Linked DNA regions of Mus musculus: all the other regions are linked to region 1. A link is a loop called in an ENCODE intact Hi-C map of the cell type or tissue named here. Cell type or tissue: heart. All regions are shown on one strand. Region 1 overlaps Btd (biotinidase). Region 2 overlaps LOC102640059 (a long non-coding RNA gene). Region 3 holds the start of Gm41125 (a long non-coding RNA gene). Region 4 overlaps Ankrd28 (ankyrin repeat domain 28). Region 5 overlaps Ankrd28 (ankyrin repeat domain 28). Region 6 has its middle 11 kb from the start of Gm41125. Region 7 has its middle 8.5 kb from the start of Dph3.

Evidence for each region. A loop is a pair of places that touch in the nucleus more often than their neighbours do. Peaks named below come from ENCODE experiments on the same cell type or tissue, not always from the same donor. Only the 100,000 strongest peaks of a DNase experiment are listed, where the experiment ranks them.
Region 2: a loop joins it to region 1, with 3 times the contacts of the local background. A loop is called at or near these places in 23 of 42 quality-filtered maps.
Region 3: a loop joins it to region 1, with 4 times the contacts of the local background. A loop is called at or near these places in 30 of 42 quality-filtered maps.
Region 4: a loop joins it to region 1, with 6 times the contacts of the local background. A loop is called at or near these places in 33 of 42 quality-filtered maps.
Region 5: it touches region 1 in a loop (2.4-fold over the local background); 4 of 42 quality-filtered maps call a loop at or near these places.
Region 6: it touches region 1 in a loop (3-fold over the local background); 21 of 42 quality-filtered maps call a loop at or near these places.
Region 7: a loop joins it to region 1, with 7 times the contacts of the local background. A loop is called at or near these places in 36 of 42 quality-filtered maps.

Annotation. Positions count from the first base shown.
Region 1 is chr14:31,654,673-31,658,672 of GRCm38, reverse strand. The region is part of intron 1 of Btd (biotinidase); the gene reads right to left. Among named protein-coding and RNA genes, the nearest start is that of Btd, 16 kb to the right of the region's middle. In heart, a CTCF peak has its summit at 1,658 (motif pointing left); DNase peaks (open chromatin) are centred at 282, 1,622 and 2,082; H3K27ac peaks cover 1,881 bases.
Region 2 is chr14:31,928,733-31,932,732 of GRCm38, reverse strand. LOC102640059 (a long non-coding RNA gene) reads right to left here. Exons shown (of 5, transcript XR_874500.3): 1 at 2,146-4,000; 2 at 377-502. Among named protein-coding and RNA genes, the nearest start is that of Gm41125, 13 kb to the left of the region's middle. In heart, no CTCF peak of the experiment used is centred here; a DNase peak (open chromatin) is centred at 2,062; H3K27ac peaks cover 596 bases.
Region 3 is chr14:31,940,336-31,944,335 of GRCm38, reverse strand. It overlaps Gm41125 (a long non-coding RNA gene), which reads right to left and starts at 774. Exons shown (of 2, transcript XR_874501.1): 1 at 345-774. It overlaps LOC102640059 (a long non-coding RNA gene), which reads right to left. Exons shown (of 5, transcript XR_874500.3): 3 at 3,802-3,936; 4 at 3,529-3,716; 5 at 1,235-1,662. In heart, a CTCF peak has its summit at 1,578 (motif pointing right); a DNase peak (open chromatin) is centred at 1,585.
Region 4 is chr14:31,785,707-31,789,706 of GRCm38, reverse strand. All of the region lies in intron 1 of Ankrd28 (ankyrin repeat domain 28), which reads left to right. Among named protein-coding and RNA genes, the nearest start is that of Ankrd28, 43 kb to the left of the region's middle. In heart, a CTCF peak has its summit at 3,805; no DNase peak of the experiment used is centred here.
Region 5 is chr14:31,725,627-31,729,626 of GRCm38, reverse strand. It overlaps Ankrd28 (ankyrin repeat domain 28), which reads left to right. Exons shown (of 28, transcript NM_001024604.2): 14 at 1,852-1,992. Among named protein-coding and RNA genes, the nearest start is that of Btd, 87 kb to the right of the region's middle. In heart, no CTCF peak of the experiment used is centred here; no DNase peak of the experiment used is centred here.
Region 6 is chr14:31,952,632-31,956,631 of GRCm38, reverse strand. No RefSeq gene overlaps it. Among named protein-coding and RNA genes, the nearest start is that of Gm41125, 11 kb to the right of the region's middle. In heart, a CTCF peak has its summit at 1,520 (motif pointing left); a DNase peak (open chromatin) is centred at 1,531; H3K27ac peaks cover 344 bases.
Region 7 is chr14:32,075,223-32,079,222 of GRCm38, reverse strand. No RefSeq gene overlaps it. Among named protein-coding and RNA genes, the nearest start is that of Dph3, 8.5 kb to the left of the region's middle. In heart, a CTCF peak has its summit at 2,111 (motif pointing right); a DNase peak (open chromatin) is centred at 2,172.

The sequences.
Region 1 (4,000 bases):
GCGGAACCTGGGCCAATACCAGCTGTAGAAACACAGTATCTGCCTTCTGTGGGTGTGCTCTGCTCTGAGACAGGGTCTGCCTCCAAGCTACCCCTCTTCTAGGAAGATACTCACCGCAGACATCCATATACTAGCCAACTGAGCCAGACCCAGGCACATGTCTGGAATGCAGCCATGAGCAAACAGGGTCTCTTGGAGCTCCTCCACGGCGCACAGGAGGCCATGGATACAGAGCTATCCATGGATCCATGTAAGAGAGCCAGGCACTGGGAGTGGGGATCATTCCAACAGTGTGGGGAAGGGGGGTGAGAGTGAAGGTGAGGCCGGTGAGGCCATGCAGAGACCTGACCATGGGACCAGGAGGGGGAAGAGGAGCATCCATGCCGAGGGCCTGAGGCAGGAGAAACAGCCAGAGAAGCAGTGTGGCTGGAGCACGGGAGGCAGGTGGGAAGCGGTGGCCAGTGGGACTGCAGGAAGACCCTCAAGTCACTGTGTCAAGTCACTGGCCTGAAGCCCTCCAGCCACATCTCATTACAAGTGTTAGGCAGAGCTATGACCTGGTCACTGTTTGAATTTGGAAATGAACCATGACAGAAAGAGATGTCATCGCGTGTCACGTTGACAAGGGGTGGACTTGTTATGACTAATTTGGGTTGTCAACTTGACTACATCTGGAATCAACTAAAACCCAAGCTGCTAGACACTCCTAGACACTCCTTCCTTGGAGGGATTCTCTTAGTGTTGAAGCTGGAAGATCTGCCCTGTATCTGGGTCCCACCTCCTGATGGCAGCTCACATACAGGGATGTGGAAGACGGAAACTTTGCCGTTTCCCTGAGGCCCTCACTCTCACTGGCTGGTTCACCTGTCCTGTTGCTGATGGAGTTAAATCCATCTTCTTCAGGACAGTGTAGACTGAAAACCAGCAACAGTCCAGGAATCCTCTAGGAACCCAGCCTCAGACTGGGACTGCAGAGACAGCCACCCTCATGGGCTGGATGACGACCTGATTCTTGCCCTTTCTACTGTGAGACAGCCATTGTTGAGTTATCTGGATGACAGTCTGCAAGCCATCTGAAAAGGTCCTGTGTAAATAAACACAATGTGACAACCAGTGTTGGTAGCAATTCATGGCTGAACCCACAAGGAACATAAAGGGTCCAGTCCTCCCAGGTACATCTGTAAACTGTGGCTTCACCTTTTCCCTTTAACAATGACAGGCAGAAATAACTGCACTGTGCTTGGACGGGGGCCAAGTTCTGCTTTACTAACTAGAACAATGTATCTTAAACTAAACAAGATATCCAACAATTGCGACATGTTAACCTAAATGTTGTCTTTCTCTCTCTCTCTCTCTCTCTCTCTCTCTCTCTCTCTCTCTCTCTCTCTCTCTCTTTCTCTCTCTCTCTCTCTCTCTCTCTCAAATGGGGAATGCCTTCACAATTTAAATAGAATAAAATCTCCCGGACTAAGGGTGTAGCTCCATGGTACAGCACTGGGCAGCATGTGCAGGGCTCTAGGTCCAGGCTCACTACTTTAAGTATCTTCCTGTGGTGCCACAGGGTTTAAGTTTAAGGTAAGGAGGGTCTTTGTGTGTACCAATGTATGGAGGGAAACACCCAGCTGACTGATTTTGCAGGTGTGACTTCCACCTGGTGGACAAACTGAGAATAACACCAGTGGGCGACAGACTCGGGCAGTAGCAATGGGTTTTGGTTTTCCCCTTCTCTTTCCACTTCTAATATCTTGCCCATCTACTTAATAATGAAAATACTGAAACATTTGGCTGTTTTAAGATTCATTCTTCCTAGGCCAGAACTCAAAAGCATCACCTTTATTTCTCAGATGCTTTTCCTTAGGCCCTGATAGGATGTGAATAGATTTCAAAGTGTTTTCAGTGATGAGAACTTCCTGCCAACAGTTTGGCAACATTTGGCTGATGTGGTGGGACACACCTAGCGTCTCCTAGGAAGAGAGGTCACTGAGGGATTACCTGGGCTGGCCTGCAGGTATGTGTGTGTGCGGCTAATGGATGGGCAGAGACTAAGACAGGAGGAGCCAGGAGCAGTCACCCTTCTCTCTCAGCTTTAGATGGTGGGTGTGACTGACGCTCCTGCCTTACCTGTCGGCTATAACGAACTGCGACCTGGAACTGTAAGCCAGACACACCGCTTCCTGCCCCATGTTACTTTGGGTCAGGTTGTCTTAGCAGCCACAGATGTGAAATAAAGGCAGCTGGTTAACAGACTTGGTGCTCACCTTAGCCAGACCAGGAACACCTTAGATAACCAATGCTACAGCTTTCCCTCCAGTCACCGACTTAAAACAAACAAAACAGGGCAGCAGAGTATACTGAATTCTCTGAGAAGTCACCCAGCCTTATTCTACAAAGCATAATGCACTTTTCACGCCACATCAGAGTTCACAGGAAAACACAACCGTGGCTGAGCCGTGAGGAGAGCCCACAGGGCGGCATCTCCAGGTAGTTTCCTCTTCTGTAAAGCTCACAGCTCCCAAGAGCCATCATCGAATCCACCAAATGCCAGGAAGAGTGTTATATGAGCCCAGCCATCAGGAGGCTGCCCAAGAGGATAATCTCATTCAAGACCAACCTGGGCAATATTCTGAGAATTCATTTTAAATAAAATTATTTGAAGTGACCCTCAATAGGGAATTGTTTTGGGAGTGTGTTATAAATTTCCCCTTCATTTTCCTGTTGAGCTAATTAAAATTGGAGTCATAAGGACCACCCTCTAAAAGAACAACACAGTGGGCTTAGAGCCCCCTGCTGACCTGGTCTGGGAAGATGAACTCAGAAGACAGACAACACCAAGGCCGACCTTTCCTTTTAAATGCATGTTGGGCACCAATCCCTACGTGAACAATGGACGCAAGCTCTCTAGGTCTGTCGGGTAGAACCAAGCGCCTGCTCTCGTCAGACACCCGTGCTCCTGCCTGCTGATCCTCGGAAGCGAGGAATGAAGATGCAGAAGCAGGCAGTGGGTGACAGGGCCAACGTCACCTCCTGTCCCTCATATCCACACGATGTCCTTCACTACCAGAGCGATGGCAGGGGGTGTGGAAGAGACAGAACAACCAACATGGAAGCAAGAGGCCGACAGGCCACATGCAAAGGCCCCTTCTCCACTGCAAAGCTGACGGGGACATATTGGAAAGGTAGCTAGCTATGTTCATTCAGCCAGAGGCGACAGACACTCAGGGACCCTGATCAGGAAGAGGAGACATGTGACATTGTTTGTGGCATTGTTTGGGCACAGGCACACCACCTTGAGAGAGGCTGTTGGTGTTCAGTCAGAGAACAGAGTGTGATAGAAATGGCAGCTCCATCCCCCCACCTCCTTCCCCCACCCTGCCCTGCCCAGGCCTATTTAACTGGTCAGTAGTATAGAGCTTCGAGTAGCACGTGGTACCTGCACCTCAGCCTGCGAGGCACTAGCATTTCTGCCTGGTCTGATGTGGTTAAGTCAGGAATTATGTGGGCACCTTCTTTCTCTGTAGTATAGGTCCCGGCTCAGCTACAACTGCAGCCACATCCCAGTACAAGTCCCACTGTCCTGTGCTTCCTAGAATCTCAGCGGGATGGGCATGTGGCCAGTCCTCCCAAATCCTGCTGCTTTACCAAGCGTGAGGGCTCAGGTCCTCCAGACCCGGGGCATGCCAAGGGTACTGGGGCTAAGGCTGGAAGGGAGGGTTTGGTCTCCCCCAGGAAAGTGTTACCCTCTGCACTGCTTAGCATTACTACAGAGCTGAGGCGGGCACTCTAGTTCCTTGGTTGGAGAGATTACCCTTTAACTAGAGAGGGACTTATGCCACAGGCAGGATTTCACCCACATCTGTCTCTGAAAAAGCCTACACAGTCTTTCTATGCCATACGCAAAAAATGGAGGAAAGGTTGACTGAATAAGCAAACCGAGGATGACCAAATAACAATTTGGAAATGAGCTCAAACACCCTGTGACCCGTACAAAGAGATCACTCCC
Region 2 (4,000 bases), 270 kb before region 1:
AAAAAGAAAAGAAAAGAAAAGAAAAGAAAATCTACTAAACTACAGACTAACATGTGTGGTTTCCAGCATTCATGGTAAACTCCTGGAAATTGTTGTGGTTTAAAATGGAGGTTTAAACCGGGTGTGGTGGCGCACGCCTTTAATCCCAGCACTCAGGAGGCAGAGGCAGGAGGCAGATTTCTGAGTTCGAGGCCAGCCTGGTCTAGAAAGTGAGTTCCAGGACAGCCAGGGCTATACAGAGAAATCCTGTCTCGAAAAACCAATAAATAAATAAATAAATAAATAAATAAATAAATAATAATAAAGAAAGAAATGGAGGCTTAACAGTTAACTCTATCACTCAGTCACTGAAAGAACAAGGCCTGGCCTCCCTCACCTGTGAACTGGGTCAAGGTGTCCTATGGAAAAATCAGGTCTGCTTTAAGGCGTGCTCCAGCCACGATTGTCTCAGTCTTCCCTCGCAGTCTCCTTAAAGGGAAGAAGTCCAGTGGAAACCAGAGGGCTGATGGGAAGAAATACAGCCATAGAGAGGAGAAACAGGCGTTAGGACCAGAGAGGATGCGACTGTGTCCAGGACTTACTAATGGCATTCCCCAGACATTCCTGGCACAGTGTCAAGGACCAGGAACATCTCAAAGTCCAATGAAAATATTTAAGGGTTTAAGTAATGTTAAATGATCCCAAAATGAAAAATGGAAAATACAACTAGTATGTATTTGTTTACTTGAGTGTCCACAAACAAAGCATAGCACTAAGCCTAAGTAATTCTGTGTTTCTCACACATGAGCAAGTACATCAGCATCCAGGCTTCTGAATAAGCTGTAGGGTCTGATACAGTACATGTAGTGAGCCTGAGAGTCTGCAAGATGACAGGCTTCCAAGTGAGGTACCCTCACTTCTGGCCCACAGCCTTTTAACAGCACAGGGAGTTAGTGCTATAACACAAGTCAGTGCTGACATGGCTATAATATACTGGAAAAAAAGGTGACATCAAAATGTCATATTCACACATAATTCAGAACAATGTTTTTATTGTGTACATTTATAAGAAATGTATAATGAATTCACTCACCATTGAAGTATTTTAAGTGTACAGTTCAGCAGATTAATCAGTTACAATATTTTTTATCTATGTCCTCAAATGAAACTACACCCAAAGCAGTCACTTCCATTCCCTTCTCCTCCAGCCCTTAGTAACCTCTGTCCTTTCTGTCTGCTGATTTGGCTGCTCTAAGCCCCGCCCGCCCATCAAGAGACTCACACAATGTTCTTTTCTTTCCCCTTAGCTTATTTTTACCTAACATAGGTCCATTCCAGTCTCATCCACATTACAAATTTCACTTCATTTTAAGGATAAACAATATGCCCCTGTATACACAGGTCTACAGTGGTCTGACCATTTGTCTCCTCCACACATTTATATGCTGAAATCCTAGCACCCAATATTACAAATCCTAGTAATATTAGGAGGCAGAGACTTTGGGAGGTGATGGATCACAAGGGACAAGTGTAGAATTGAAATATACCACACAGAGATTGCTCACACTTGCCACCGTGTAAAAATTCTGTAACGAGAAAAGTCAAAGAGAGCTCTTACCAGAAACTAAATCTACCTGTACTTAGATCTTAGATTGCCTTGTCTCCATCACATTAAGAAACAAACTTCTCTTGCTTATAAGCCACCCAGTCACTGATATTTTGTTATAGTAGGCCAAAAGAATGAAGACAGCATCATATTTTGTTTAGCCATGCACCCACCAATGGAAAAGAGGCCCATTACACCTTTTGGCCATGGTGAATAACATAGCTATAAACATGGGTATGCAGACGCATCTTCAAGGCCTTTCTTTCGACCCCTTTACCCAGAAGAGAGATTGCTGGGCCACGTGGTTATTTATTTCACGTTTCGTTTATCTGAGATAACAAAAGAACAGCTATTTTTAAACATCCTCAACTACGATTTGAATGACCCAGATGGACACATTCCTCGGAGAGGCTGTTCTGCAGGTCTCTCCTACACGAACTGCAGGCCAGCTCCTCAGCGCTTTCACTAATAAAATACAGAGGAAGTGATACTTGGCCAGTTTCCAAGCTGACCCTTAATGGCTCTGGCAGCTTCCACTTCCTCCATCTTGGAATGCTTACTGTTGGCATAGTCCTTCTTGGAAGCCAGCCACTAGGCTGTGAGGCGATACAGGAAGCCACATGCAGTTGCCACGAAGAGAAGAACCAAGGTCCACAGCAGACAGTCCTGATTCAACTCCTAGTCAAGGTCCATCCAGTTCCTAAAACATCCGCATTCCAGCCGTTCCAACCCCAGCCCAGACCCGGGTCAGGCTTCCAGGAGACTTCAGATCCTTACCGCCCTAGCTTAAGGCAGAAGATCCACCCGGTCAGAAACAACCCACTGTTATTTTAAGCCTCAAAGTTTTGAGGTCACTTGTTACATTGCATTAGGTAAATGAGACAAACCCACTTCAAACATTTGGAGAAAGAGCAAAACATGCCACATTGAATCCATACGGGTAGAACTTGAGATACCAGTACAGGGCCTTAAGACTTGAAATATCTTGGGACTTTACAAAACAGATGTAAGGCATAAATGTAAGTAAGACACATGGCAAGAAATGAGCCCTCAAATATTTCAAACCTGCCTAAAACCAGCAGTTGGTGTGTGTGTGTTTGGGTTTTTTGGGGGGAGCACTTTTTTGAGGCAGGTCTCCCTGTATAGCTCTCTGGTTGTCTGGGAATTCACTATGTAGACCAAGCTTAGCCTTCAGCTCCTAGAGATCCACCTGCCTCTTCCTCCAGGGTGCTAGGCATAAAGGTGTGGCTGGCTTTTTTTTTTTTAACGCAGATATGATGGTGGTCATTTGGTTAAAGATCCAGCTACCCCAGAACAGAACATCAGCTAGCTCTTCCCATCCTTGTACCGCAGGAGGCAGCCAAGGGCTTTCTTACCTGTCTTGGCTTTAGGGGCATTTGAACTCTCAATCAGAAGCTTCCTTTTACCCAGAACTTACTTTGTAGCTAAGACCCTGGTCACACTTTCAGAAGATTGCAGGTGAATTCAACCAAGTCTGCCTCAGATTCCTGTCAGCTCAGAAAACAAGCAGCCTCAACATGAAGCTGTACAAGGGCGGGCAGAGGCGTGGCCTCGGGCAGAGGCGTGGCCTCGGGCAGAGGCGTGGCCTCGGGCAGAGGCGTGGCCTCAGGCAGGCAGTCCTAGATTCCTAAGCCTGCCATTGCCAGGCTCTATGAGGAAACCAGCTTCCTACTCTCTCCATTCTCCCACATGATGGGCACAGCCCATACCCGCAGGACCGACCTGCTCTGCCCTTGGGGAAAAAGGAATGGTAGGTCAAGGGCCCTTTGTTATTCATTAATAGATATTGAGCATTTGTGTGCCAAGCAGGAGCTGCGTGTGGGCACTGTGCATGTGTTGGTAAATAAAGTAGACATTTTCTTCTTGTCACAGGGACCCAGAAAGAGACATAGAAAAATAAGTCGAAAGACAACACAAATCTCACATCTCTCCCTGCACTGGGACACATTTGCATGTCTTTGCTTCCTTAAAGTGTTCTGTCACTTGGAGTCAGTGTATGTGACCTCTTTGCAGAGGACATACTCCCACCAATCCATCTAGAGCAGTGGTTCTCATCCTTCCTAACACCGCCATCCATAGTTATTTTTACTGTTACTTCATAACTGTAATTTTGCTAGTGTTATGAATCAAAATGTGAATATCAGATACACCGGATATCTGATATGCAACCCCTGTGAAGATATGGTTTGACACCCCCCACCAGGGGTCACGACCCACAGTTTGAGAACTGCTGATCTAGACTGCTCCTCAGAATGCATTTCTGAGTACTAGAGATGGGGGAAATCGTAGCTGGTGTCTTCTTGGTATTCATTGCTTTATTATCATTCTCCCCCATAGAAACTAATCGTAAGAAAGGCAGTATCTGGCCTATCTTCCTCCCTAGTGTTTCTGGAG
Region 3 (4,000 bases), 290 kb before region 1:
AATTTTGGAAGGTAAGATAAAGAGGGGGGATATATTTATAGCAAAGAAAATGATACAATAACTACAATGGCCTCAGTCCACAAAAATATGAGTTTTGACTTGAAGTGGAAACTTTAAGGGTTCTTTGGAAAGCCATTTGTGTTGGATTGTGCTTTGCTGGGGCAAACACATGAAGGAATGTTTTGTTAAAATGGACACAGGTGTGAAGGGCTAAGGCAGACTCGTGAAGGAACGTTTTGCTGAAGAAGACATAGACGAGAGGATGTTCTGCTAAAGCAAGCACTTGAGAGGACACGTGATGAAGGAGTCTTTGCTAACAACATGAATGTATTGGTCTGCCTTACCTTGCATAGTCGAGTTGTATTTGTCGGGACTGCATAGGGAGAAACAGCACCAAAAAAACTTCTGGTGGTGTGCTGCAGTTTCTTGACACTTCTGTGAACTTCGATTGATTGGCAGAGTGATGTCATCTGAGACAGATGCACATGCTGAGGCCCATGGAGGCCATGTGATGTTTGGAGGGTATAAGTAGGACTTGACAGTCAGTGGCTGATGCTGAGCTTGGCTTGCTTGTAGAGAGAGCTAGCTGTGCAGTGCTTATGGGTCTCAAGGCTTCCAGTCTTCACTGATCTTCACTTTGCTGAGAGAGGCACAGCCGAGAACTCCTGGCGTGCCTGCTGGTTCCTCTTGCTGACTCGTGCAGAGACTGAGGCCTGGCTGTCTCGGTTAGGTCGTGTCACCACTGTTGCTAACCCGACTCTACCAAACTAGACTGCTGGTGTATCCACAAAGTGTTTGTGAGTGGATTGAGCTGCCACTGCTAACCTGTGAACTGAACTGCCAATTTCCAGACGACATAGACAGAAGTTGCTCCAAAGAATCTTTCTAAACAGGTCCACTTCTCCCATATCTTTTCTTTTCACTATCTTTGGTGGGTGGTAGGCTAAAAGGGGAGTTAAAGTATTTAAGAACCATCATTAAAAATAAGGTTTGAAACATTTACAGTTAAATTGACTACTTACTATGTTATTTTAACATAACCTGTATGTAAGTTATAGTAAATATATAAGTATTTATATGAAAATATCAATATTCATATTCTTTTTATAACTTATTGATTCTTTATGAGTTTTACATCACGAACCCCAGTCCCACTCACCTCCCCATCGCTTCATATCCACTCTTGGACCTTGCAACCTCCCCACTAAAATAAGAAACATACAAACAAACAAACAAAGCTTAGAAAACATCTCATTGTGGAAGCTGTAGTGTGTCACAGTGTGTCCACAGTATACCCCTCTCTCCACACATTCTCACTTGCAAATGTTCACGTCATTGGTCTGGTTCAAAATCTCTGGCTTCTGTGACGCCATCAATACTGAAACCTCACTGGGATTCCTCCCAGTCATCCTGTTGTCCTGTGTAATGAAGATCTGCAGCTTTGGATCAGCAGGACCAGCCTTTCATGTACCCCAACCATTTGCAGATGATGTAGACTTGGGGTTGGGCCAACTCAGAGTCTGTATCCGGGCCTGGATGGCAGGTAGGCTACTCAGCCCACTGGCTCTCCCTTTTCTGCAGCACCAGGGGGAGCTCTCTAACACTGCTCCAGCTAGGGCACCCAATGCTTCATATCCACTCTTGGACCTTGCAACCTCCCCACTAAAATACATACATACAAACAAACAAACAAAGCTTAGAAAACATCTCATTGTGGAAGCTGTAGTGTGTCACAGTGTGTCAGCAGGAGGCAGGGTCAGCTCTCCTGCTCCCATGTCCTTTGGGTGGGGTGGGCCCCGCCCCCCCCATGCCTCCAGAGCCAGTTCTACTGTGCTTCCCAGTCAAAATGGGGGGCCCACTCTTCCAAGTACTGCAGTCTGTGAAGAGCCAGCTCTCCTGCCCTCACATCCTTGAGGCTAGCTCACCAGTGCCTTCACCATCAGGGACAGTTCCACTGTGTTGTTCAGGTGAGGTTCAGGGCTTGTTCTCCGGGAGAGTACTACAGCCAGAGAGTGGGTGGAGCTAGCTCATGCTCTGCTAACTGCCACAGGTGGTGAAAGGCAAGGCAGGGAGGACATCAACCCCCACCCCCACCCCCACCCCCACACCACCTCACAGCAAATGAGTGGTGGGGCCATCTCACCAGCGCTCTTGCCCTCCAGCTGGTTCACGGATGCCCCCTCCACCAGGGCCAGCTCTACCCTGCTGCCCAGGCAAGGTGCAGCGCCTGCTCTCCTGAGTGCTGCCGGTGGTAAGGGGCGAGGTGGGTGGGGGGAAGTCTTCATATTCTATATATTATCCTAAAAGGCTTTAGAACACAATCTATAAATAATGAGACATAAAGTATCTATTGTCATAAATTCCATTTAGCTGATTAATTCTCATAAAATGCCATTGATTTTATTCAATTCCTCATCCTATATAGTCTCCACTGACCAATGAACAAAACTGTGACGTGTGCCTGAAGACGCTGTTTGATATTTTGCTTGCTCACATTAACAAGAAAAAAAAGTAAAAAGAAAATGAGTGCCAGGACCTCACTCATTAGAAAACCCACTACTTCCTAGGTGGTGACACAATTTCATTAAGTCGTCCAGACTAGCCTCAGACTCCTGATCCTTCTGCCTCAGCCTCTCGAGCTCTGGGATTCCAGACAGGTGACACCAAACTTGACTAACCACTACAATGTCTTTGCTGAATCAAGTTATAGTTTCAAATACTGAAAAAACAATTTCTTAGATTTCTATGCTATTCATAGTAGATCTTCTGTAGATCTAAAACATTTTAAGATTTAGTCTATATTGTTAACATTTACCTGGCCATTCTCCTACATCAAAACAATAAGGAAAATAATGAATCAAGCCTTGGTTTGTGCACATTACTGATCGCTGTGGGGTAAGCACTGTCTGCACCCCCCCCCCCCCGCTAATTTCCAACAACTAACATGACAAAGAGATGCACAGTGTTGAGTTGTTTTATGATGCTTCTGAGTGAAGAAGATACAGTAGGAAGAAACAACTCCCAGAACACCACAGGGAACGCACTGGATTGCTTAGACTGTGGTGAGCTGGAAGACTCACTACCTCTGTTTTAACATAGCTTCATTAGATTAACGTAATTTAATTTTAATAATGGCTGTGTTTCACAACAGCCTTGCAGAATTTCCTGGAAATGAACATTTGGCTCTCATAAGCTTGTCCAAGCTCTCTTCTGCACCCTGCTGTTTCTAACACATACTAAGAATCCAATATGTGACCCTTGGTTTTCGTCTATTATAGAAGAGAAAAACAGGGAAAAGTTAGCAGCAGTAGGAGAAACAAGCCCACCAAGGAGGTTTCCAGAAAGTACTGGTGGTGGCTGCCGTCCCCTGTCTAAGAGTTTTCGGATTCATGTTCTTCCAGAAACGTCAAACCTGCTTTGCCCTGCATGTGTTAGCCTCCTTCACAGGCTGGCTGAGCCAGATGGACACCCCACTCCCACCCCACCCCACCCCCATCCACATCGAGCGCTAAGTGCCACCATGCTCACCCATGTCTGATTCACACACTCTTGTCAAGTGACAGCAGCAGATTGCCTCCAGCAGGTGACCATGGGATGACTCTGGCCGTCTCAGTCTACAGCAACACTTGGAAATATTTGTGACTTTGTCACAGAAAGCATCACTAAGGGGAGAATCAGGTAAATCCGACTCCTGAAGCTCACATGAAGAATGAAGCCTGTGGAGGATATGGAAGATACACGGCTACGGTGGAGATAACGAAATCCCTGTATTCCCCGCCACAGCTCTGCATGAGTACTTACCTCAGGACAGCTTCAGGTGCTTGATCCCAGGACAGCAAAGTATCCTGGGTGATGAGTCCAAAGCTGTGTAGACTGGAGCAGCACCTTTGATTTTGAAGCCTCAACAAGTCCTATCTGTAGCCTGGAGACCGCAATCTGGTTTAAATAAATAATCAGAGCTCAGAGGAAGATATGTCTACAGCCAGGTGAGTCGATAATG
Region 4 (4,000 bases), 130 kb before region 1:
CATCCTTTAGTACAGTTCCTCATGTCATAGTGACCTCCAACCATAAAATGATTTCATTGCTACTTCATAACTATCATTTTGCTAGTGTTATAAATTATAGCGTAAATATCTGATATGCAGGATTTCTGACATGCATCCCCTACAAAATGGTCACTTGACCTGAAAGGGGTTGCTACCCACAGGCTGGGAAGCACTTGTTTAGAGTGTCGCCATAACAAAGATAAAGGGCTTTGGCTTACAGGTTTACTTTTTAGCAGTGAGTCTCAATATATGCAGTCTTCAAGTTTTGGTAATGGGTGCTATTGTCAGTTAACCTTTCTGGGCCTTACTTTTCTTAATTATAGGATGATATTTCAGTTCAGAAAAATGAGAGTCATGGCTCTCAGGAATATGGTTACTCTGAAATATGTGAGCTGTGAAGATGAGAATAAATAAGCCATAATCTTGCTATGGCTTAGTTGGTCTGTTGTTGCTTTTTAAAAACATCACAAGCCAAAATAAAAACAACAACAACAATAACAACACACACACACACACACACACACCCCTACCTTCTCCTGGGCTTGGGAGTCTAGCTCAGTGTTAGAACACTTACCTAACATGTGAAAGACCTGAGTTCAATCCCTAACACTCAAACTTTCTGTGTAGTAACTAAGACATCCTCCCTCCCTCCCTCCCTTTCTCTTTCCCTCACTCTCTGTTTTATTCCATGTAACATAAGTATTGCGCTGTGTTTTTAGAAATCCCTACAAAGGAGCAAATATATAACTCAGTGGATAGAGTACTTGCTTAGCCTTTGTAAGGCTCTTGGAGTTCAGTCTCCAGCACTGCAGGGGCAGAGGGGATTTTAAGTATCAGATACATGTGTATTTTGTGGCATGTTATATCTTAAATAACTTTTTTATTCTGCATTAAGGTGGTTTTCATATTCTAACTGATGTTCCATAAGATCTTCCTATGCATGTTTTATGAGCTTCATATTTTTCACTTATGTCAACATTTTAGCAAGTAGAAATGCTACCCAAAAAGTTTACAAGGCGTATTCATTGCTGTTAATAGCTGTCAGCAGGTTTTTGTATGTTTGTTTTTTCCTCTAGAAAAATTGTTGTAGTTTACATCTTTCACTGTCTTATGGTTTCTGTTAGAGTTCTGCAGTAGTTTACTGCTGGTTATCTCGGCTATAGGGGCTGCTTGGTTTTAGGTTACCTTTTATGTTCACAGTGAGGTTTTTTAATGTATAAATTTGATTTCTACTTTGCAACTTTGTTTTAAATACGTATTTCATCATTTTGCAGATTAAAATGTTTTTGCTATAATATGGCACTCACGGTCCTTCATATCTTAGCCACTATCTAATTTCCTACCTTATTTTATATAGTCCTACTTTATATTCTATGGATAGAGAGGTTGCCAGGAAGCATTCTAGCTAACAGGATGGCACATATACAAAGGCAGAACTGTCATGGCATATTTTAAGTGCAACAAGTTGGCATATTCGAAACTTAAGACAGGGTAGTAATGGAAGTTGTTTTGCTTTTGCGCGCGTGCGTGCGTGCGTGCGTGTGTGTGTGTGTGTGTGTTACACCTCATAGAGGTCAAAGAAAACTTGTGGGCGTTGGTCCTCTCCATCCACCACATGGGTTCAGGGATCAAGCTTAGGTTGTCAGGCTTGCTATCAAGTCTTTACCCACTGAGCCATCTACTGGCTCTGAGACAAATATCCAGATGAGCTCAGTAGTGATATTTGACAGGTAGAACAACAAGAAATAGAAAGATCACCCAATTAGATGGCATATGATATAGGCAAGTATATTGGTAACATTTGCAGACCAAAGGGAAGGACTAAAAGAATGCTGTCTTTGCCCATCTTTCCTCTCAACACACAAGCAGGTATTCTGGAGATAACACTGAATGGGAAAGAAGCAATAGCCAACAATAGAGAAGACCTTGAGAAGCATGAGCTTAGGAAAACAGTGAGTTTTCTGTTTTAACATCAGAAGGTAAAAATGCCCTTTTTAGGGTAGTACAGATTGAAGAGTTATGCATAAGAACTTATTCAGAATCTGAATGAACACTTTGAAAAAATCTGCCTTTATTAGAATATAAACAAAAAAATTTTAATAAGGTTAAACAGCAAGTAGAGTCTTTTAGAAAATACCTAATATGCCAAAAGTAAAGGAAATGAAAGGGAAAACTGTTCTAATACACACATACTACTACTATATTTGAAAAGTAAATTTATTTCTTCATGTCTTAAGAAGTAGGTTGAAAGTAAGCCAAGCTACTTGAAGCCAGTTTGAATTAGAGGGTCTTTTATTTCCTTAATATAGTGTTACTCTCAAATCTCACTTTTGTTACTAGCTTTTGTTGTTGTTGTGTTTTGTTCTGCTGTCTTGCTGTGTAGCCCAGGCTGGCCTTGTTCATTTTCTTCCTGCTTCTGCCTCTTGAGTGGGATAATAGACATGTACCATAATACCCAGCTGAGTTGAGGTTATTCTAAACAGGCTAAATTCTGCCTGCTAAAAACAACTAAACACTGAAGAGATGGCTCATTGAGTCAGAGACTTAGCACGCTTACAGCAGAGCTGGGTTAAGTGCCAATCATCCACATGACAGCTCACAGCTGCCCGTGACTCCATTTCCAGGGGACCCCATGTCCTTTTTCTGGCTTCCATGAGCAACAGGCACTCACATGGTATACACATACATGCAAGTCTCACACATAAACATTAAATTCTTTAAAAAGGCTAAAGAAGGATTATTTACAATTCATGCTGTTTTCTGTGATTTGAAAATACCTGGGTAAATGTAGTATCACGTTACTGTACTGCAAAAGTTGAGAAGAACAGTTTGCAATTCAAAAACAAGTTGCTATGGTTACCCGGTGTTTGCTTTTTAAAGCAATAATTACACAAAATACCCAAAGAATTTCCTTTAGTACAGAAAGGTCGTAGCTTATGTGTATGCTAGTTATTCCACACACAAATTGAAACTGTATATATCACTTCCGTCCTAAAGTATCATTTGGAAAATACTAAAGAAAATGATTCATGTCTTTTTGAGCTGTAACAGGGTGGAGACATACTGAACACTATTTTAAAATTCAAGTAATGACTCAGATAGTTTAGGACATTTTTCTTATTCTTTAGTTCCTTTTATCAAATAATGCTGTAGTTCTACATAACAAATTTATGGTTAAAAGAACGAAAGTATTTTTCTGGTGTGTTTGTGATGTGAAGTCTTTTTAATACATTTTTATGGCTTTAATAACCTTATAAAAAGCCATGCTTATAACTGTTAATTCCATTAATTATAGCTTGTTTCAAACTTCTTAAAAACAAAGAAGATATCTTATTAGAGTCTATGACAAGTTCATTCTTAGCCAACAATCATTCTGGAATTTTTATTGTTTTCTTGACATATTCCTAATATCCAGCATCACAGGCATACCTAAACGCTTTTAAGACAATATAAGGTTAATTGTTATATTTTAATGGCCCTTTTATTTATAATAGGATATTATTTGTTCTTTAATATTAGGGCTATTTTAAACTGAAAATACTTTATATTTAAAGTAGAAGCTGGATTAAATAGTAAAGGGTCTTATCACAGTAGCAGTAATTGAAATACTATGCTGTAAAAGGTTGAGTGCTTTAGTTACTGCTGTGACCATAGGAAGTGGCTCACTTTCTCCTTTCTGCTTTTCTCTCAGTCAGACTTAGTATGGACTCTAGGATAACTCCAGCCATAAGATACTCAGCACATTTCACAACATCATTATCAAATATGCTGTTGTCCAGTAGGAGGGGACATTTCCCTCTATCTCTCCCTTTTTAGGTTAAAAAAAGAGAGACTTTCCTAGAAACACTACAGATGACTTTCCTTTGCATGTGACAGAGCAAGCTGGCTCAGAGCATGTCATTTCCCAAATGAGTCACTTACTAGGTAGAATAGAATTACCATGATCACCTTACACTATTCAAGATTTCTCCAAGTCATG
Region 5 (4,000 bases), 71 kb before region 1:
CAGTGGGTTCTAACCCCAGTCTCAACCCCAGTCTTTTGGTTGTGTTCTCCCTACAATCCTAGGCTCTCTCTGTCCTTTTCTTAAATCATTATTTCTTAAATTATAGATTTTTTTATCTGTATAGGTGTTCTGCCTACTTGTATGCCTGTGTACCATACGTGCACAGTACTCATGGGACCAAAAGAAGATACCAAACCCTTGAACCTGGAGTTCCACATCATTGTGACCTCCTCATGTGGGTGCTGAGCATTGAACCCGGGCCCTCTGGAAGAGAAGCCAGTGCTCTGAACTGCTGAGCCATCTCTCCAGCTCTCTCCCTGTTTTTCTTGATGATAATAATTGTCCTTTTCCCATAATTATAGCATGGAAATTTAAAACTTCACTGTACCAAAGTACCTTCAAAAAGCTCAAGAGTACCTAAAGCTTTTCCAAGTCATTTTTTTTTTTTTTGTGAGAGATCCTTCTTCCCACTTCTGAAAGGCAAAAATAGGTTGCAAATATATGTGTGATTTTCCCCCCCCCCTTCTCTTCTTACTCACATCCATATGACCCACTGAGTACATTCTGGAGGAGAGCAGCTATAAAAGGACAAACTCTCATTGTCTAGCCTTACTGCTACTAGCATTTATAGTAATAGCAGTTGAAGCTTCTGTTAACTGTTCCTACTTATACCATGAACCAACATACAAGATACATTAAAACCATTCAGAAAAGAAGCAAATGCAGTTGTTTGAAAGATGTAGATGACAGTCTAAGCACTGTGTATCAGGCGGTAAGAACTGTGTATATCAGACGGTGTTCTGGGGAGGGTGTGAATCAGAAGGAGATGTGTGGGTACATATTGGTGTATATGATAGTACCAGCGCAAAGGGAAAAGAAAAGGGCTTGTGTGTAGTAGGAAGTAAGAAACGAAGAGAAGAAAGCTAAATGCTGCTTGACTATACAATGCTGAGGGATAGACTGGGTTCACATGGACTAATAAAAGGAACAAACGACCTACAAAATGAAGTTTCATAGCTAATTTTTATTTGTAATTATTTGCACATTCCATGCAAAAATAGCATAGAGAGTTTTGATATTCTTATTGTGAGCTTAAAAGCTTTATTTCCAGGGTTAGCTGCATTTTTAAGTCTCTGTAATAGTTCTGCATCCTGGCACATTTCCACATTTGGGAGGAAGATCTGTGTAAGTTCTAGGTCAGCCAGGGCTGCATAGTACATGAGGCCCTCTCTCAAACAAGCAAATTAAAAACTCTATAGTATTATCCAGTAAGATAAAATAATGTTTTGCTATAATTTTCCTAAGTCAGTGTATTAGATGAGAAGAAGTGCACTGTAAGGAGCTCTGAATAAACTTACTATAATTTTTGTTTTTCATTTAATGAGGTCACAAAATCATCTTATTTTTATCATCCTAAAATAGTTACTCATATGTTTAATAGCATTCTGTGTAATTCTAGTAATTAATGAGAAATTAGTTGTGACTATTCAGTTTTCAGAGATTAAACCAGTACACTAGCTCTTCTGAATAGGAAATAAGTCTATAAGAGGGTGTCTCCATTTTTGCTCCAGAAACTGGAATTACTGTTGAGGCCTGTGTGGATTTGATATAGCAACTCTTCTATGCTTCTGTTTTACTCTTTGCTTTTATCACTCAAGACATGGACTGTGGGGCATTTTTGTTAATATAAGGCAAGCTTTATTAAAATGAAAGTTTTTATGTTTCTAAGCAGAATATAATAGGAGTTGTAATTGACTTGGGAACTAAATGTGTGGAGTAAGAGTTAGCTATGGTCTCTTTACAAATGTTTGTTCCTGACTTATCTTTCTTCTGTTAATTTGGTCACAAAAGATCTCCACTGCACTATGCTGCTGCCAACTGCAATTACCAGTGCCTGTTTGCTCTTGTGGGATCAGGAGCAAGTGTGAATGACCTTGATGAGAGAGGCTGCACACCCCTGCACTATGCAGCTACATCTGACACAGACGGCAAGTAAGTACCACGTGAGCGAAGGAGTGTTATTTTTTTTATTGGATATTTTATTTATTTACATTTCAAATGTTATCCCCTTTCCCAGTTTCTCCTCCTGAAACTCCCTACCCATTCTCCCTCCCCCTGCTTCTGTGAGGGTGCTCACCCACTCCCACTTCCCTGCCCTAGCATTCCCCTACAATGGGGCATCGAAGCTTCACAGGACCAAGGGCCTGTCCTCCCCTTGATGTCCGACAAGGCCATCCTCTGCTACATATGCAGCTGAAGCCGTGGGTCACTTCATGTGTACTCTTTGGTTGGACATTTGGTCCCTGGGAGCTATAGGGGGTATGGTTGGTTGATATTGTTGTTCTTACTATGGGGTTGCAAACCACATCAGCTCCTTCAGATCTTTCTCTAACCTCCTTCACTGGGGATCCCATGCTCAGTCCAATGGTTTGGTTGGCTTTGAGCATCCGCCTCTGTATTTGTCAGGATCTGGCAGAGCCTCTCAGGAGACAGCTATATCAGGCTCCTGTCAGCAAGCACTTGTTGGCATCTACAGTAGTTTCTGGGTTTAGTGATTGTATATGTGATGGATCCCCAGGTGGGGAAGTCTCTGGATAGTCTTGCCCTCAGTCTCTGCTATACAATTTGTCTCTGTAACTCCTTTCATGGGTATTTTGTTCCCCCTTCTAAGAAGAATTGAAGTATCTACACTTTAGTCCTCCTTCTTGAGTGTGATGTGGTTTGTGAATTATATTTTGGGTATTCTGAGCTTCTGGGTGGGCTAATATCCACTTATCAGTGAGTGCATATCATGTGTGTACTTTTGTGATTAGTTTACCTCACTCAGGATGATATCCTCCAGCTCTATCTATTTGCTTAAAAATTTCATAAATTCATTGTTTTTAATAGCTGAGTAGTACTCCATTGTGTAAATGTACCACATTTTCTGTATCCATTCCTCTGTTAAGGGACAGCTGGGTTCTTTCCAGCTTCTGGCTATTATAAATTAGGCTGCTATGAACATAGTGAACATGTGTCCTTATTACATGTTGGAACATCTTTTGGGTATATGCCCAGGAATGATAGAGCTAGGTCCTCAGGTAGCACTATGTCCAATTTTCAGAGGAACTGCCAAACTTATTTCCAGAGTGGTTGTACAAGCTTGCAATCCCACCAGCAATGGAGGAGTGTTTCTCTTTCCCCACATCCTCACCAGCATCTGCTATCACTTGAGTTTTTGATCTTAGTCATTCTGACTGGAATGAGGTGGAATCTCAGGGTTGTTTTGATTTGCATTTCCCTGATGACTAAGGATGTTGAACATTTCTTTAGGTTCTTCCTGGCCATTTGGTATTCCTCAGAGAATTCTTTGTTTAGATCTGTACCCCATTTTTAATAGGGTTATTTGGTCCTCTGGAGTCTAACTTCTTGAGTTCTTTGTATATATTGGATATTAGCCCTCTATCAGTTATAGGGTTGGTAAAGATCTTTTCCCAATCTGTTACTTGCTGGTTTGTCCTATTGACAAGTGTTCTTTGTCTTACAGAAGCTTTGCAATTGTATGAGGTTCCATTTGTCAATTGTTGATCTTAGAACATAAGCCATTGGTATTCTGTTCAGGAAATTTTCCCCTGTGCCCATGCGTTCAAGGCTTTTCCCAACTTTCTCTTCTATTATTTTCAATGTATCTGGTTTTATGTGGGGGTCTTTAATCCTCTTGGACTTGAGCTTTGTACAAAGAGATAACAATAGATGAATTTGCATTCGTCTTCATGCTGACCTCCAGGTGAGCCAGCACCATTGAGTAGAGTGTTGTTCAGCTTCCACGTGTATGAGTGCTTTCCATTGTTTTTATTGTTATTGAAGACCAGCTTAGTCTGTGATGATCTGATAGGATGCATGGGATTATTTCAATCTTCTTGTATCGGTTAAGACCTGTTTTGTGACTGATTATATAGGCAGTTTTAGAGAAGGTACCATGAGGTGCTGAGAAGAAGGTATATTCTTTTTGTTTTAGGAT
Region 6 (4,000 bases), 300 kb before region 1:
GGTGAGCTGAGATAAAGATGAAGAATATAAGATAAAATTATTATCCATATTCCCTTTAAAGCCCTTTAAATTAGTCTGGAAAGATAATTTAGCTGCTATGGTGCTGGTCATGTGAGTGTGAGCATCTATATTTAAAAACTGGGCATGGTGGCTTGAGACAGTCTTCGTTCCTCTCCCTCCTGGTCCTCTCAGGTGTACTGCCTGACAGCTCATCCGCCTGCCTGCAGCATCTCCTCTACCTGGAAATTTCCCAGGGGCCATTTACAACAAACAAGATCCAAGTTCATATGATCACTCTCCGGTGTCCAGTCATATCCACGTATTGTTTTAATAAACAAATATTGAAAAACATATTCTGGACCTGCTTGTATTATACACATACAGAACCTGTGCAAACTGAGCAGACTTAGCAAGAACAACAAAAACCCACCCCCCTCAAGCCCTCACAGGCCGCAGACAACACTAAATCCACATCCACCCGACAGCATTGGTGATAGAGTCAGTGAACGGATGCCTCTCCTGGCCTGGGATGTGACCGTGTCCTCAGTGGGTCTCACATCGTACAAAAGGCTCTCAAAATACAGTGCATTTCTGTGCTTCTGGGTAATTTGAAGGACTTTTTATTGTGTGTGTCCATGTGCATGTGTATGTTTCTGTGCATACAAGTGCATTTACTCATGTGTGAGCATGTATGAAGACCAGAGGTCAACCTCAAGTGTCGTTCCTCAGTTATTCTCTCTCTCTCTCTCTCCCTCTCTCTCTCTCTCTCTGTGTGAGCATACACATACTCTCTCTCTCTCTTTTGAGACAGAATCTCACTATGAACCTTTGGCTGCCCTAGAACTTGCGGCATACACCAGGCTGGCCTTGAACTCTCCACCTTGTGTTTTGAGACAGGGTCTCCCACTGGCCTTCTGCTCACAAAGTAGACTAGGCTGTTTGGCTATCAAGGCCCATGGATCCCCTGTCACCACCTCCCTGGCACTGCCATACGTTCATGCCCACCGACCAAGAGGGCTACACCAGCTTTCAGCTTGCTCTCAAGCTAGGACACGGGGGTGGGGCTGTTGTTATTTAGCTCTCTGATTCGGATCTAGCTTTTGCAGTTCCCTGGGCATTTTTCATTTTCTGGCTGTTTGTGTGCTCCACTGCCTACAGTTCTCAAAGCACTCCCAGGAGACAAAGGACATCATGCCACCCATTTGTCAGATTTGGAAACTAACACTTTTCAGATTCGAAGTCTTATCTGAGATCAGACACGCTGGGTAATAGAGAGAGCTGGAGGCAGAACCCAAACTTTTCAACTTGAATTCTAAATTCAAAATATTCAAATGTTTCAATTTATTAAAATGTTGAATACCATCGTGCTTTCTTGGAAGGGTTTGCTTAAAATCATTGTCTGAAACTGAGGCTCATGTGACCAGTAGACTTCCCTTTCAGACCTAAAATAATCTTGCAATCCACAGCCTACAGTTCTAGAGGGATAGAATTGACTAGACTCTGTTCTTCTGTTGCCCTCTGGTGGCCACTGCACAAATAACACATCACAGAGTCGCAGGGCAAAGTCAAATGCGGCTCTCTGGATGTGAAACTGAGAATGGCAGCCGGTGATGGCTGGACAGCCTGAGCTACATAGTGAGACCCATGTCAAAAAAAAAAGTTATTTTAAAAATAAAGCCAGAAGATAAAGCAGGACCCTCAAGGGTCATAGATAATTAAATGGTAGGTGACTACAAAATCCCGGGAACAACATCTAACAGGCATATGTAGAAAATGCACACAGCCCAGGTGTCTTGCTCTCTCTCATCAGGAGAAAGGGCCCAAATTGAGCTCTGAAGGGCAAGCCAGGCTATGTGTGTGTGTGTGTGTGTGTGTGTGTGTGTGTGTGTGTGCACGTGCGCACGCAGAGGTTAGGAATTCAGGGACCTGTCAAAACGCATGGTGACTGCACCGGAATTCTGAACATAAGACTTGAGGGGAAGGGGTAGGGGAGGCTAAAATCCAAATGTCCAAATGTGGTTGGATCTGATAAGAAAAGGATTTTGTGTCACAGATGCATTTAAGATTGTCCCTAAGCTAATATTACCAAATTTTAAAGGATGTTATCAATAAAAATATTTAACTATCCATCCTTTATGTTTATTTATATATTTTATTTTTATATATTTTATTTTGTGTCTGTGGTATGTATGTGTGTATGTGTGTGTGTAATGTGTATATATGTGTGTGTTTGTGTGTATAAATGTGTGTGAGTGTGTGTGCATGTATGAGTGTGTGTGGTGTATGTGTGTGTGTGGACATGTGTGTAATGTGTGTATATGTGTGTGTGTTTGTGTGTGTGTGTGCATGTATGAGTGTGTGTGTGTACATGTGTGTAATGTGTGTGTGTAGCTCAGAAGACAGTTTCTGTGAGTAGTTCTCTTTCCACGCCACACAGGCTGGACATCAGGCACCTTTGCCAGCTGAACCATCTTGATGGCCTAGGCACCACTTCTTGAAGGTTCTGCCTCCAAGAGATATCAGCACGCTGAGTGCTAAGCTCCCAGCAGCTGCACCTCTGGAGGACACACTTACACCAGACTCTTCCCGGCAACACTTAGCATCTCAGCACTTGGAGGAGGACTACAAGTTCCTGGCCTGTGCTATTCACCCACACGCGACTGCCTTACTTGGGAGTCAGCTAACAGCTGCCATGACTCCTGCTGCCAACTAGCTGTTTCTGTAAAATAATTAGAAGGCTTTATCTTTTCATACTGGAGACAAGTCAGTTTATTTTAGAAGATTCTCACAAGGTGCCCTACTTTGGTTTCTATGTTGTGATAAAACACTGAGCAAAACCAACTTGGGGGGGGGGGCTTATTCCACTTATAGGTTACAGCCCACTAAGGACCTTGAAGCAGAAACCATGGAGGAATAAACATTGTTTACTGACTTGCCTCTAGTTCATGGTAGCCCAGGCCCACCTAGGGATGTCACCATGGGCTGGGCCCTCTTACATCAATTAGTAATTAAGAGAATGCATCATGGGCCAATCTAATGGAGGCGATCTGTCAGTTGAGTTTCCCTCTTGCCAAGTGACTATTATGTTTGTGTCAAGGTAACAGATGAAGCTAACGGTGACATAAAGTCAGAATCTCCAGCTTTGGAAACCACAGGCTCTGGGTTTTACATCAGCCTCAGCCTCAGCCTCAGCCTCAGCCTCAGCCTCAGCCTCAGCCTCAGCCTCAGCCTCAGCCTCAGATCACCTACCTGCTTTCCACATCCTCTCCCCAAAGCTTGAGTTTCTTTAAAGGCCTCCCACTCCGTTGCAACATAACCTTGCTTTGAAAGGGCAAGCCTTTGTCTTTTAGATGTCTTTGACTGACCTCCCTTTTATCAGGATAAAGGTGAACAAACTTGAAATACTGTCCGCTTACGAAGGGAAAGTACATAATCACTCTCGCATTTACCACGAGGAAATCCTTTCACCTCTGTTAGCACTGACTGTGAGACACCATGTATTCTTCAGCCCATTTCTTCTTCTTTTCTTCCAAAATTGAGCATGGGGCCTTGAACATGCACCACTGAGCCACACTGCCAGCTCACTTCTTCTCATTTTGAGCCAGAGTCTGGGAAACTGCTTTGGTTGGCCTTGAACTCTCTTGAGTAGGGGTTGCAAGCCCACACTCTCTATATACCTGGTTTACTTCTCCTACTTGTTTATAGAAACTACTAGGTGATTTCTTCTCCTTCTCCTTCTCCTTCTCCTTCTCCTTCTCCTTCTCCTTCTCCTTCTCCTTCTCCTTCTCCTTCTTCCTCTTCTTCTTCTTCCTCTCCTCCCCCTTCCTCCTCCTCCTTCCTCCTCTTCCTCTCCTTCTCCTCCTCCTCCTCCTCCTCCTTCCCCTCCCCTCCCCACTCCCCCTCCCCCTCCCCCCCTTCTGTTGAAACACACACACATTCAGAAAATGAGAGACAGGGAAAGGGAGGAAGAGACATGAAGCCTGCTCACATGCTCCTAGGC
Region 7 (4,000 bases), 420 kb before region 1:
GCAGAAGACCAAACCTCAACAATTCCCTTTTCTAGTCCAATAAAAGGCTCCTTTTCTCTAAGATATAAATTGAATACAATTATAACAATTATGAAAATTATAAAGCATGGTATACATTTATAGCATCCAGAACATTATATTTGGCAATACAGATAAAGTATTTTATCATCTATCCTAACTTAATGAGTTTACAATTCTGTACTAAATCATCTTTGATTTTAACTTGTATTACCATCTTAAAACCATCTATTAAAATCCAGAACACCTGGGGCTGGAGAGATGGCTCAGTGGTTAAGAGCACTGACTGCTTTTCCAAAGGTCCTGAGTTCAAATCCCAGCAACCACATGGTGACTCACAACCATCTGTAACAAGACCTGATTCCCTTGTCTAAAGACAGCTACAGTGTACTTACATATAATAAATAAATCTTTTTTAAAAATGTGTTTAAAAATCCAGAACACCTTAAGTTTAATTGTGAGACTATAACTATCTAGTCTTCAACCCCACCAGAGATTCGAGAATGAATAAATATTATTTGAGTATGCAGGAAGCACAGGGACTCAGCTTCTAAAAATCATAGAAGTAACATAGATAGCTTAAGGCTTGAACAGTCCTACATTTTTTTTTTATGACATTGGAGCATCTATCTTCAGCCTTTCATCCCAGAACATCTGACAGGCCTTAAATGAAGCAGGAATTATGAAGGACTAGCTTACTCTGACTTGGCAGAGCTTAGCAATCGACTATCCTATGTCTCTTTGTGCTTTTTGGACAGCATTCTGTCTGCAGATAAAATTGGGACATTTCCCCGCAGTGGCTAGCTTGCCACAATTGGAGCAACTCTATATGGAGGTTATTGATGCTCATCATCTCCCTTGAAGTGGAATGGGGTGCTGTCAGGACCTTGGCTAAGTGTTCTCCACGCTGAGTTGTGGGGTTGGAGACAGCAAACATTAATTAAGTTGGACATGAAGGAGACCTTTCTGTTTGGTAAAGTATCAAATGTTATTAGTTACCCCCAAATGGATAAATGGTATCCAGTCAATCAATAAGCAGAAAACATTTTGTTGCTGTTTATAAGAGCTAATCCTAATATACATGGGAGTGGGGTGTGGGGAGTGTGGGAATAGGGGGAGGAATTTGGGGTTTTCTCTTGAGACAAGGCCTCACTGTATAGCCCTGGCTAGCCTGGAACTCACAGATCTGCATTCCAATGCCTCCTGGGTGCTGGGATTAAAGGCCACCATTTACAGCTTGCTTTTTTTTTTTTTCCTTTTTTTTTTTTTTTTTTTTTCCGAGACGGGGTTTCTCTGTATTCTCTGTATAGCCCTGGCTGTCCTGGAATTCACTCTGTAGACCAGGCTGGCCTCAAACTCAGAAATCTGCCTACTTCTGCCTCCCAAGTGCTGGGATTGAAGGTGTGCGCCACCACGCCCGGCTCATTTACAGCTTTTTATTTTACTATTTTCCTGACAGGATTTCACTATTTACTTTTTCCCTCAGAGGAGAGTTTTCAAAAACTAGAATTATATCACAGAAATCTTAAAAACCAAAGCAGGAATGATATTTTTAGACGAAAACCTGAAAGGTATGTGTGGATCGTTAAGGAAAGGCTGTCCCATTCTCTGTGGATGCTATCAATGGCTGCCCCATTCTCTGTGGATGCTATCAATGGCTGTCCCCTATCAATGGCTGTCCCGTTCTCTGTGGATGTTAGTGGATGGCTGTCCCGTCCTCTCGCCAACTCTCTCACCTTACTCATCAGCATTTTAAAGGAATTACCATGTGGTCATAAGGAGGCAGAAGGAAGGCCTGACCTTGACCAGATGGTTCCTGTTTTTCTTGTTGCCCACGTGCTCTTAGCCCATCTGTGTGCTCAGCAGGTCAGTGCCAGGGGCAGAGAGGCCAAAGAGATAGCGGTCACCTCAATTAGCCTTGGTTTCTCTACTGTGAAACAGTAATAAGGGAGTTGAAGAAATGATTGTTTAAATCTTTCTCTGCTCTGTTCTGATGTGACTTTGAGTAGGCTATTTCCAACGGATTTCCATTCTTGGGCCATGTTCTGAGGTAGGGGAGAGAAAATGAAGTGTATGCAATCTCACTGCGGCCTGTAGGTGGAGCCAGAGCTCCACTGGACTCCTGTGTGATCTGCTCAAGGCCAGGTCAGCTTCAGCAAGACCTGCACACCCAAAAAATATCTTTGGGCCCATGTGTTCTTATTCCCAAGAGGCAGTTTACTTAATGCGAATCTCTGGTCAACTGACATTCTCTGGACCTTCATCCTGAGGCCTGGAGCAAACAGCCCTGTAGTTACTACTGGCTTCAGTGATATCTCCCAATGTTTATGTCTCAATGTCCCAAAGGCTATCAGGGCTACTCTGTTATAAACTGGCACTGCCCAACATGGCGACCCTAAGAACCATGTGGCTTTTACCACTCAAATGATGTTAAGAAGTCAGTTCCTCCATAGTCAAGTAGACATTCACACAGACTGTGACTTGTGGCAGCTGCTGTGGCTGCAGGGGCCTTTCTCTCCCTGGGAGGCTGTGGAAACCTTGGGAGGTGGAGTGTGGTTAGAGGAAGAACACTAGAGCGTGGCCTTAAAGAGGACCTGGTTCTTCCCCTCCCAGTTTCCTGGCTGCCACAAGCAGATCAGCTCGGCTCCTGCCGTGATTCTCTGCCTTAACCACAGGCCCAGAAACAAGAGTCAGACGAGCACAGACCAAACCCTGGGAACCCATGAGCCAAAGGAGATCTCCCCTTCTTCTCAATTGTTTCAGGTGTTCACCACAGAGAGGAGGCTGCCAATACAAGCTCTACTATGTGGAACACAGTAATAGGCACTAGGAGAAACTGTGTTATTAATGCTGACACCCCTACACTCAAGGGGTTCAGGGAGTTCTGTCCTGCCCTGCCACTGCACACACACACACACACATTCACACACAGATGCACACTCAGACATAAACACATACAAGCACACAAACTCACACATACATATGCATACTCACACAAAATGCACATACATACACAGAGATTCACACACACACACAGAGTCACACATAAAGACTCACACAAATTCACACACATTCTCACACACAAATACATATATCCACACAAATTCACACACATACACAGATTCACACACATGCACACTCACACATAAAGGCACATACACACAAATTCACATATTTGCACACATACACACTCACACATAAAGGCACATACACACAAATTCACACATTTGCATCCTCACACACTCACACACACGCAAATACACACACATACATGCACACACAGAGGGGAGCCTCTGTGTGTTGTTTTGGAATCCAGTAATTTGCCATTCATCATCTCATTGCAAAGTAGGAGACCTGATTACAAGGTAGGTGCCTGATGGGCACCGGAGAAGCTATGCTGCAGTCACGGCCTCGCAGAAGAGATGATGCCAGCTGTCAGCACCCAAGGATACCTCCTATGTGCAGAGGTGACTGGCCACAAATGCCTTAGGATGAATTCTAGCCTGGTGGAGGGAAGCACTTAAAAACATGCCCTTGCTGCAAGTGCAGACAGCCCCCATTTCCATCTGTTGTGCTCACTGGGGTCTGTGTGTCCTTTTACTCAAGGGGATGAAGGCTCCACTGACCTGGGGTGGTCGGTGCTCTCACTGTCACACATCTTGGTGTGCTTTAGAGAAGAGATCTGTTATGATTTGAGTATGAAATGCTCCCCAAGTGTCAGGTTCAGAGGGGTTAGTGATCAGACAATAAATTCTGAGAGCTCGACCTGATTAACGGAGTTGTCCCTTGATGCGCGATGGGAAAGTCGTGAAGAGCAGGTACAGCAGAAGTGGGGATAGTGGAAGCTACACCCTGCCCTGGCCCTTTGCTAGAACCCTCTTTCTCTGTTTCCTGCCTGCAATGAGGTGAACAAGCTTCTCCATCACACACGGTGTCGGGTGTGTGCTCTACTCAAACACACAGGGCAAAACTCTCTAAGACC